3 separate regions of the Mus musculus genome follow, and regions 2 and 3 are each linked to region 1. Evidence: chromatin loops called from intact Hi-C (ENCODE). Cell type or tissue: left cerebral cortex. All regions are shown on one strand.

Evidence for each region. A loop is a pair of places that touch in the nucleus more often than their neighbours do. Peaks named below come from ENCODE experiments on the same cell type or tissue, not always from the same donor. Only the 100,000 strongest peaks of a DNase experiment are listed, where the experiment ranks them.
Region 2: it touches region 1 in a loop (2.0-fold over the local background); 2 of 42 quality-filtered maps call a loop at or near these places.
Region 3: a loop joins it to region 1, with 8 times the contacts of the local background. A loop is called at or near these places in 2 of 42 quality-filtered maps.

The regions. Positions count from the first base shown.
Region 1 is chr2:104,317,955-104,320,454 of GRCm38, forward strand. All of the region lies in intron 1 of D430041D05Rik (RIKEN cDNA D430041D05 gene), which reads right to left. Among named protein-coding and RNA genes, the nearest start is that of Gm22501, 91 kb to the left of the region's middle. In left cerebral cortex, no CTCF peak of the experiment used is centred here; DNase peaks (open chromatin) are centred at 1,077, 1,769, 1,979 and 2,417; H3K27ac peaks cover 2,500 bases.
Region 2 is chr2:104,225,248-104,227,747 of GRCm38, forward strand. The region is part of intron 10 of D430041D05Rik (RIKEN cDNA D430041D05 gene); the gene reads right to left. Among named protein-coding and RNA genes, the nearest start is that of Gm22501, 1.7 kb to the right of the region's middle. In left cerebral cortex, a CTCF peak has its summit at 1,240; a DNase peak (open chromatin) is centred at 994; H3K27ac peaks cover 2,175 bases.
Region 3 is chr2:104,241,604-104,244,103 of GRCm38, forward strand. All of the region lies in intron 6 of D430041D05Rik (RIKEN cDNA D430041D05 gene), which reads right to left. Among named protein-coding and RNA genes, the nearest start is that of Gm22501, 15 kb to the left of the region's middle. In left cerebral cortex, a CTCF peak has its summit at 1,159; DNase peaks (open chromatin) are centred at 673 and 1,123; H3K27ac peaks cover 1,487 bases.

The DNA.
Region 1 (2,500 bases):
CCCTTTGCTAAGTCCTGAAAATTGAAATTTTTCCCCTTTCTTTTCCTCATCTTTGGAAATCGGTTCTTTATCAAAATGTGGTCAGCATTGGCTCCTAGTTTCTCTCCTGCTAAAAACACACAACTTGAGTTACTCTCCAGATCCAAGGTTATGGCCATCACAATGGGAGGAAGGTTGGGAAGCCACAGGCTCACTGCCAGCACAACTAAGTCTCTTTCTGCCAGTACTGCCTTCATTTTGGATTTTCAAATTCAACTTTTAAATTTCCTACTGATATTCCATTTCTGGCACTTCCAACCCTTTCTCTTTGGCTCAGCCACATCAAGGGCCAGCTTGTCATCTGTGCAATCAAGATCCCCTGCCCATTGCTGCTCAGCTTTCTGACTGAAGAGTCAGACCACCCTTGGCAGCCTGGATGTCCCCCAAGTGCCTTCTTCTACAAGCCCTTTGTAAATTCCACATTCCGGTCTTTTCTTTCTAATCCTGGACAATTGCTAATGAGAAAAGGCCAGGTGGTGGCTTCCAGGTGGTCTGTGTGCCACTTGAATACCCTCTGGCCTCTCCTCAGAGCCTTCTTCCTGGTTACTGTGCATGCAGTTGAAGGTTTATACCTCTGCTAGCCAAGCTCCAGTTGGCAAATCTACTCCCATGCCCTTGGCTCTGCCTCTTTGTCCAAACAATGGCAAAAAAGACAGGCACGGGCACAATGGCTAGTAAAAAGGTAAAAATCTGGGGCTATGCAGTTTTATAAAGGTCTACATAGGTCTTCACTAGCCTTGGGTTCAAATCACTGTGCTGTTACTAACTAGCCAAATGACTTCAAGTAACATGTGCCTATGTCTCGGTTGTTTGTGAAAATCTGAATTACATGCACTAAACAGCTGCTACTTTGAAAATTAACTGAGGTAGTTCAAGTCCACATAAAATAAAACCATAGACTGCCCTTTACGAGAAGGGCGCCATAAAAATCAGATGAGGAAATGCCACTGCTGTCTGTGGCCAGCTCTTCAAGTTAGGATTGGAGGACTCCTCCCTTGTTGCTATGCAGCCTTCTGTAGGCAGAGCGCTTAGCTCAGGTCTGCTCCACGTGGTTCTAGCAGCCCTGCAGAGCCTGAAAACCCTTCTGCGGCTGTGTTCTCCCCCTCGCCTGTTTCAGGCTGATCTGTTTTTCCCCGAATCAAAACTCTCTGCATGACATGGCTCTGCACAAACCTTTGCCCATTCTCATGGCTGCAAAGTCAGCCAGCTATGCCTGTGAGGCTGAAACCAGCCTTACCCCCAAAGCTGTTAGCTGAGAGGCTGCTGTCAGCTGCTGCAGAATCGAAGGTGGTGGTGCAATCAATACCATCACCAGTGAGTTCAAGGTCATGGGAATCTGCAGATCATAGAAGGAATGATTTTCATATACCTGGGAGAAACCCTGCCCCAGGCTTTTTTTTTAACTATAGGTAATTAAATCTTAGAGAAAACTTCTACCTTGCCCCTCTTATGATAAGCCAACATCACCCCAAATTGGACCAACACCTTCTGTACAAATATAGCCCACTCGTGTGTGTGTGTGTGTGTGTGTGTGCGCGCGCGTGCGCACACGCGGGTAGGTCAGAGGTCATCTCCAGGTATTGTTCCTTAGTTCATATCCATCTTGATTTTTAAAACAGGATCTCTTATTGGCCTGGAGCCAGCACCCAGAAATCACCATCTCCATGTCCCACACTGGCATTATAAGCATACACCACCACACCCGGCTTTTCGGTGTGGGTTCTTGGATCTGACTTCAGATCTCCTTGCTTGTGTACCATTTGTTTTACTGACTGGGCCATCTCTCCAGCTCCTAGACACTATGGGAGAGCACATACCACTAGACACATAGGAGAGCAGGTATCCTATGCCCTGGGGGATGTTTCTTGTTTCTATGACCTGAGAAAATCCTAAATATTTTCCTGCAGTGATATGTACCGAGTGTGTATCTGAGCATCCACACCTACTGTGTTCTGAGTATTGTGCTGGACTCTGCAGGAGAAAGAGGGGGAGGGGGAGCTCATAAGTGATGATCCCAGGAGGGTAGGATGTGTTTTGCCGTAGCCACTTGAAGTCACACTAGATAAAAACATTATTCAGCTCCTGGTAGTTCTCAACAGCAAATGATGCTTTAAAGGGTCTCTAAAAGTGAGGAGAAAGCCCACATGCACATGTGGGCGAGGGTACGTGTGTGCATGAACACGAGAGTATGTCTGTCTGTCCATCATTCCACACAGCCATACCCCACCGTTAGTCATTCATCACTGTGCCTTTCTGAAAACTTCCCACTAAATGTCTACATCTTAAAATTTATTGTGTTCCATCCCAGCGGGCAGAAGGTCAGAGAGAACATTTCTGTGAGTCACACCTCAGTGGATTTCTACATCTTGTTAACGGTACGGTCGGTCGCTCTTTCTGATATGTGCCAAAAGTGGGTGGGTGGCATCCTTCTCCGGTGGACACGTGTCCACCCCTTGGGCTC
Region 2 (2,500 bases), 93 kb before region 1:
CTTACTCAGCCTCCCACCCTCTTCTGTCTGGACCCAGGTCTTAGATGGCTTCAGGAATCTTTCTGTCCCCTCCCACCTCCGATGTAGCTGGCCATTCACTGATCCTCTTCATGGCCCCCAGCAACTTAAATCACTTCATCCCTCAGTATCCACAACACTTCCTGCCTACGTCTTCTCCATGGCACTCACTAACATCTAGCAGAAGATTTATCTGTCTACTCAGGACAAGAATGCTGAGTGGCGAGCATACTCTCAAGGCTGAAGCATTGGACAGTGAGGGGAAAGGCTGCATGGCAGGTGAAATAGCCTGGTGTGCTGGTTATTAGTCTTTTCTCAACTTGACACAAGCTACAGTCATCTGAGAAGAAGGAACCTCAATTGAGAAAAAAAAATGTCCCCAACAGATTGGCCTGTAGAAATGTCTGTGGGGCATTTTCTTGACTAGTGATTGGTGTGGGAGGGCTAGATAGCCTTCTCAGTTACTTGCTGCCTTATTCACTCTAGATATCCCCAGGAGAAAACCCCAGCAGTCTTGTTTCTACCCTAAAGATGGAGCTATTGGTGCACACAGCCACACCTGGCTTTTTAAGTGGTTCTTGAGGAATTGAACTCAGAACTCCATTCTCTTAGCCACTGAGCCATCTCCCCTGGACCTGGACCTGGGATTTCAGAAGAGAAGAAATTATCTGGACACAGTAGGGGACACAAGGATGAGGTTGCCTTGACAACCTGCTATGCTGTTCTCACCAGTTGTCCCTGCTCAAATCTCCAGCCTTAAGCTCAGCTGTCAACCTCACCTCATGATGCCGGGAAAGAACAGAACCAATCAAGAGTGTATCCTCGGGCTTCACCTACCAAATGTGCCTGGTGCTGTTTTCTTTCTCTTTATAATAAAAATGCCCATGTGGTGTCTCTCCACATGTGCTCTAGGTCCAACCTCCTTGCAAGTTTCCTCCTCTTCTTCCCTGTTACCACCTACTCTCTCTTACAGCATCTCCACAGATGCTCAACCAATGTCTCAGTGCACCCACAACTGTGCTATTCATATCCCCTTTGTCAGTACTGTCCCCCGTGATCCTCTTCTTACCAACCTTCCCAGAGCCACCACTAGAAAGGCCACCAGAATCTCCACCTGACCAAACTGTCAGTCTTTATCTCATCGCACAGCCTCTTGAGAATCTAAGCAAGCACAGCAGCTCGCTCCTTCCTGTGCAGTTGCAGGTGAGCTTCCTTTCTGGAGCTGAAGTGACAGGTAGCTGAGAGTTTCCCAGTGGAGGTGTTGGGAACTGAACTTGGGTCCTCTGCAAGAGCAGTAAGTGCGCTTAATCTCTGAGCTATCACCAGCACCCCCATCTCTCTTTCTGTATGGGTTTGATTCTTTGTGATATTATATGCCCCAATCCCACTTCTCTCCCCTACACTCAAACCCACCCTCCACCCTTGCAACGTCCACCCCAACAGAAAAAAAAAATCTTGTTGTGGAGCTGTAGTGTGTCAGTGTGTTGTCTACACTTTTTTTTTGTGCATGCAAATGTTCATTGCAATGACCCGTTGGTCTGGTACGAGGCCTCTGGTTTCTGCTACCCTGTCGATACTGGACCCTCATTGGGACCCCTCTGGGATATCCTGCTGTTGCCCCGTGTCATGGATATACTGTAGTTTTGGATCTGCAGGACCCCTCATGCATTCCAGCAGTTCATCAGTAGGGTAGATGCTGGTTGGGATGGGCCAGTTCAAATCCCTGGATCTGGGCCTGAGAGGAATCTGAGCTGGTCAGCCTGTGGCTCTCCTGCTCCCACACCCTCAGGACTGGCTCTCCTGCAACCCCCACCACCAGGGCCAGCTCTTCCCTGCTGCCCGGGCAAGGAGCAGGGTCTGCTCTCTCAAGTGTTGCAGTGACAAGGGTCATGGTCACCTCTCCTGCTCTTAGACAGCTCTTCAGGGCCAGCTTTCCCACCTGCTGTAGATAGCAAGAGGCAAGGGTGAAGAAGGCATCTCTCCCTCACCCACTCTGCCATATTACAGGGCTGGCTCCCTCCAGCCACTAAGATCAGCTCCACTGTGCTGCCCGGTGATATGCAGGGCCTGCTTTCCCAAGTGCTGCAGCAGGTGAGGGGCAGGGTCAGCACTCCTGCTCTCATGCTCCCAGGGCCACCTCTCCCAGGATGCGCATGTGAGGGATGGGGCCAGTTCTGCACAGCCCTCAGACAGCAACATGTCCCTGGGCTGCAGCCCAGACCAGGAACATCTGCCTGGCCTTTGGTGGTAACAGACCCATGCTGTTACAAGTCCACAGGCTCAGATGTGGCTCCTGGTAGCAACACAGCTATGACCCCACCATGGTCCCAGGTGGCATTACCAGCTACTCACATCAGGCTGTTCCTCACTACCCTCCAGTCTCCAGTTCTGCCTCTCTTCATTGTGCCCACGTCCTTCTGTTTCTCTTCTCTTCCATTTCTCCACCACTTACTTGCTCCTCTTAGTGGCTTCTGGGGTCTCT
Region 3 (2,500 bases), 76 kb before region 1:
GGTGTGGCCTTGTTGGAATAGGCGTGGCCTTGTTAAAGGAAGTGTGTCACTGTGCTTAAGCTCCACCCAGTATGGAGTTACACTCCCTTTCTGACTGCCTTTGGATCAAGATGTAGAATTCTTGGCTCCTCCAGCACCAAGTCTGCCGGCACACTGCCACGCTTCCCACCATGATGATAATAGACTGAACCCCTGAAACTGTAAGCCAGCCCCAATTAAATGTTTTCTTTTATAAGAGTAGCCTTGGAAACAGTGTCTCTTCATAATAAAACCCAAACTAAGACAGTAACAGTCAGGATTTGAACCCAAGTAGTCTTGATTTTCAGCTTTTAACTACTTGTGTGTCTTCTCTAGGGGTTAAACTGTCTCAAATGGCTTACAATTCTGGAAGTATAAAGTTGAGCATACAGATATCAATGGAGAGCCCAACTGTCAAATATTCTGGGATCTTTCACATCAAAAGGAATGTGCACCTGGTGTTTTGAGCAGGGTGACTGAATATAGGCATAACAGGAATTCAGAAATACAAGATAAATCCTTTATAGAACAGTTGCTTTGTTTTGTGAACCATTTATTGGTGTGGATTATGAGGAGAAATGTTCCATAAGATAGCATGGGTTTCTTCTCGTGCTCATCTTATTTCATTTTTGTAGTTGCTGGGGGCGGGAATGAGGTTTTCTGGGTCAATGTATGGATAAAAATATCTCAAACATTTGAAAAACATGAGCAGGAGAAAAACCGCTGCTCGGCAGGGAGATTTTGCTGTTTTGTGTGCGGTGTGTATCCTTTCTCTCCAGAGCTCCTTGCCACTGCCCTGTATGTCACAGAGGGCATCCTGTAGGCCAGCCCTCAAGGACTACACAATGGTTCCTTTGTCCAGTGGTGTTAGCTAAAGGGGGCTGAGTGGGCATGGGAGAGAAGGGAGGTCAGAGCATAGATGCTAGGCCACCCTCCCTGTGGGCACTAGGGCCCAGGTATAGCCTGGGTACCATACTGTCCCTGCCTGCACATTCGGCTGAGGCATGTTAAGGAATTCTCAGGGTCCCTTTGAGTACTGTCTTGCCCACCTGGCTTATTGAGACATCATCTCTGAAGCTTGGCTTAGTCCTGACGTTGGGAAAGCTGCTCAGAGCAGCTTCTCCACTTTGCTGTCTACTGTCCCCACATGACCACAGGAGGCAGTTGTCTCTCAATTCTCCAACCAAGAGCCATAGTCCCTTGATTAAGGACAACCCAGCTCTTATTCTCCTCCCAGAAAGTAGTTCTGGAATGTGTTTTGGCCACAGATATTCAGACCTCTGTACCCAAGTGCTTAGAAGAAGAGTTCTTTCTGACAATTCAAGAGTTCACTAGGGACTAGAGAGATTGCTCAGTGGTTAGGAGCTAAAGGCACTTGCTGCTCATCCAGAGGACCCGAGTTTGGTCCTCAGCACCCAGATCAGGTGGCTCACAACCACCTGTAACTCTTGTCTCAGGGAATTCAGTGCCCTCTTCTGGGTTCCTTGGGCACCCACATGAACATACACACAAACACGTACACACATACACACACCACATAAATAATTAACAAAAATAAATCTTAGTAAGACCTTTTAATCTTTATCTCTATTGTGAATATTTTATGAATACTTGTCACCTTTTAATAGCACTAAATCTCCCTAGACTACCAAGGAACCCATAAAGCTGGTAATATGTAAATATGTATATGTGCATATATGTGCATATATAAAATTATCTACATAATAATACACATATCCTATATTTAATCAGATAAGTTAGACCTTTTTGTTGTTATATATGTATGTGATATATATATATATATCACAGGATTTAATATTTTAATCATTTTAAGCACATGCTTCATCGGCATTAAGTAGATTTGCATTTTTTGCAAATGATCAGCAACACCCATCTTCAGAAATTTCTCATTGCCCCTAACTGTTACCTATTGAACAACCCCCAGCTTCTCTGTCCTTTTATTCCTAGGTTGCTCTTGTAACTAAGATCACTGATTATTCTACAACTCTGGGTATCTATCTGACAGACAAGTAATCGTTCTATAGTTTCCCTTCTGTGACTGGCTTACTTCACTTAGCACAACGACTTCAATGCCACCGTGCTGCAGTAGGCACCAGAATGGCCTTCCTGTTTGAAGGCTTAACAACACTCTGCCATATGTGTAGACTACATTTGTTTTCATCCATTGATAGGCACGTGGTTTGCTTTTGGCCATCCTGACCATGGTACAGATACCTATTTGAGTTCCTAGTTCCTGTTTTCGATTCGTTTTTATATGCAAACGAACATGGAGCTGCTGGGTAACGTTGTAACTGTATGTTTACATTGCTAAGCAACTATTGTCCTGTTTTCCACAGTGGCTGTCTATCCCACATCCCTCTAGCTATACACAAGGTTCCTAACTGCTCCAGGCCTTCACAACTCATACTCTTTTCTAGGGTTGTGCTTTGCTTTTGAGAATGATCATCCTAATAAATGTAAG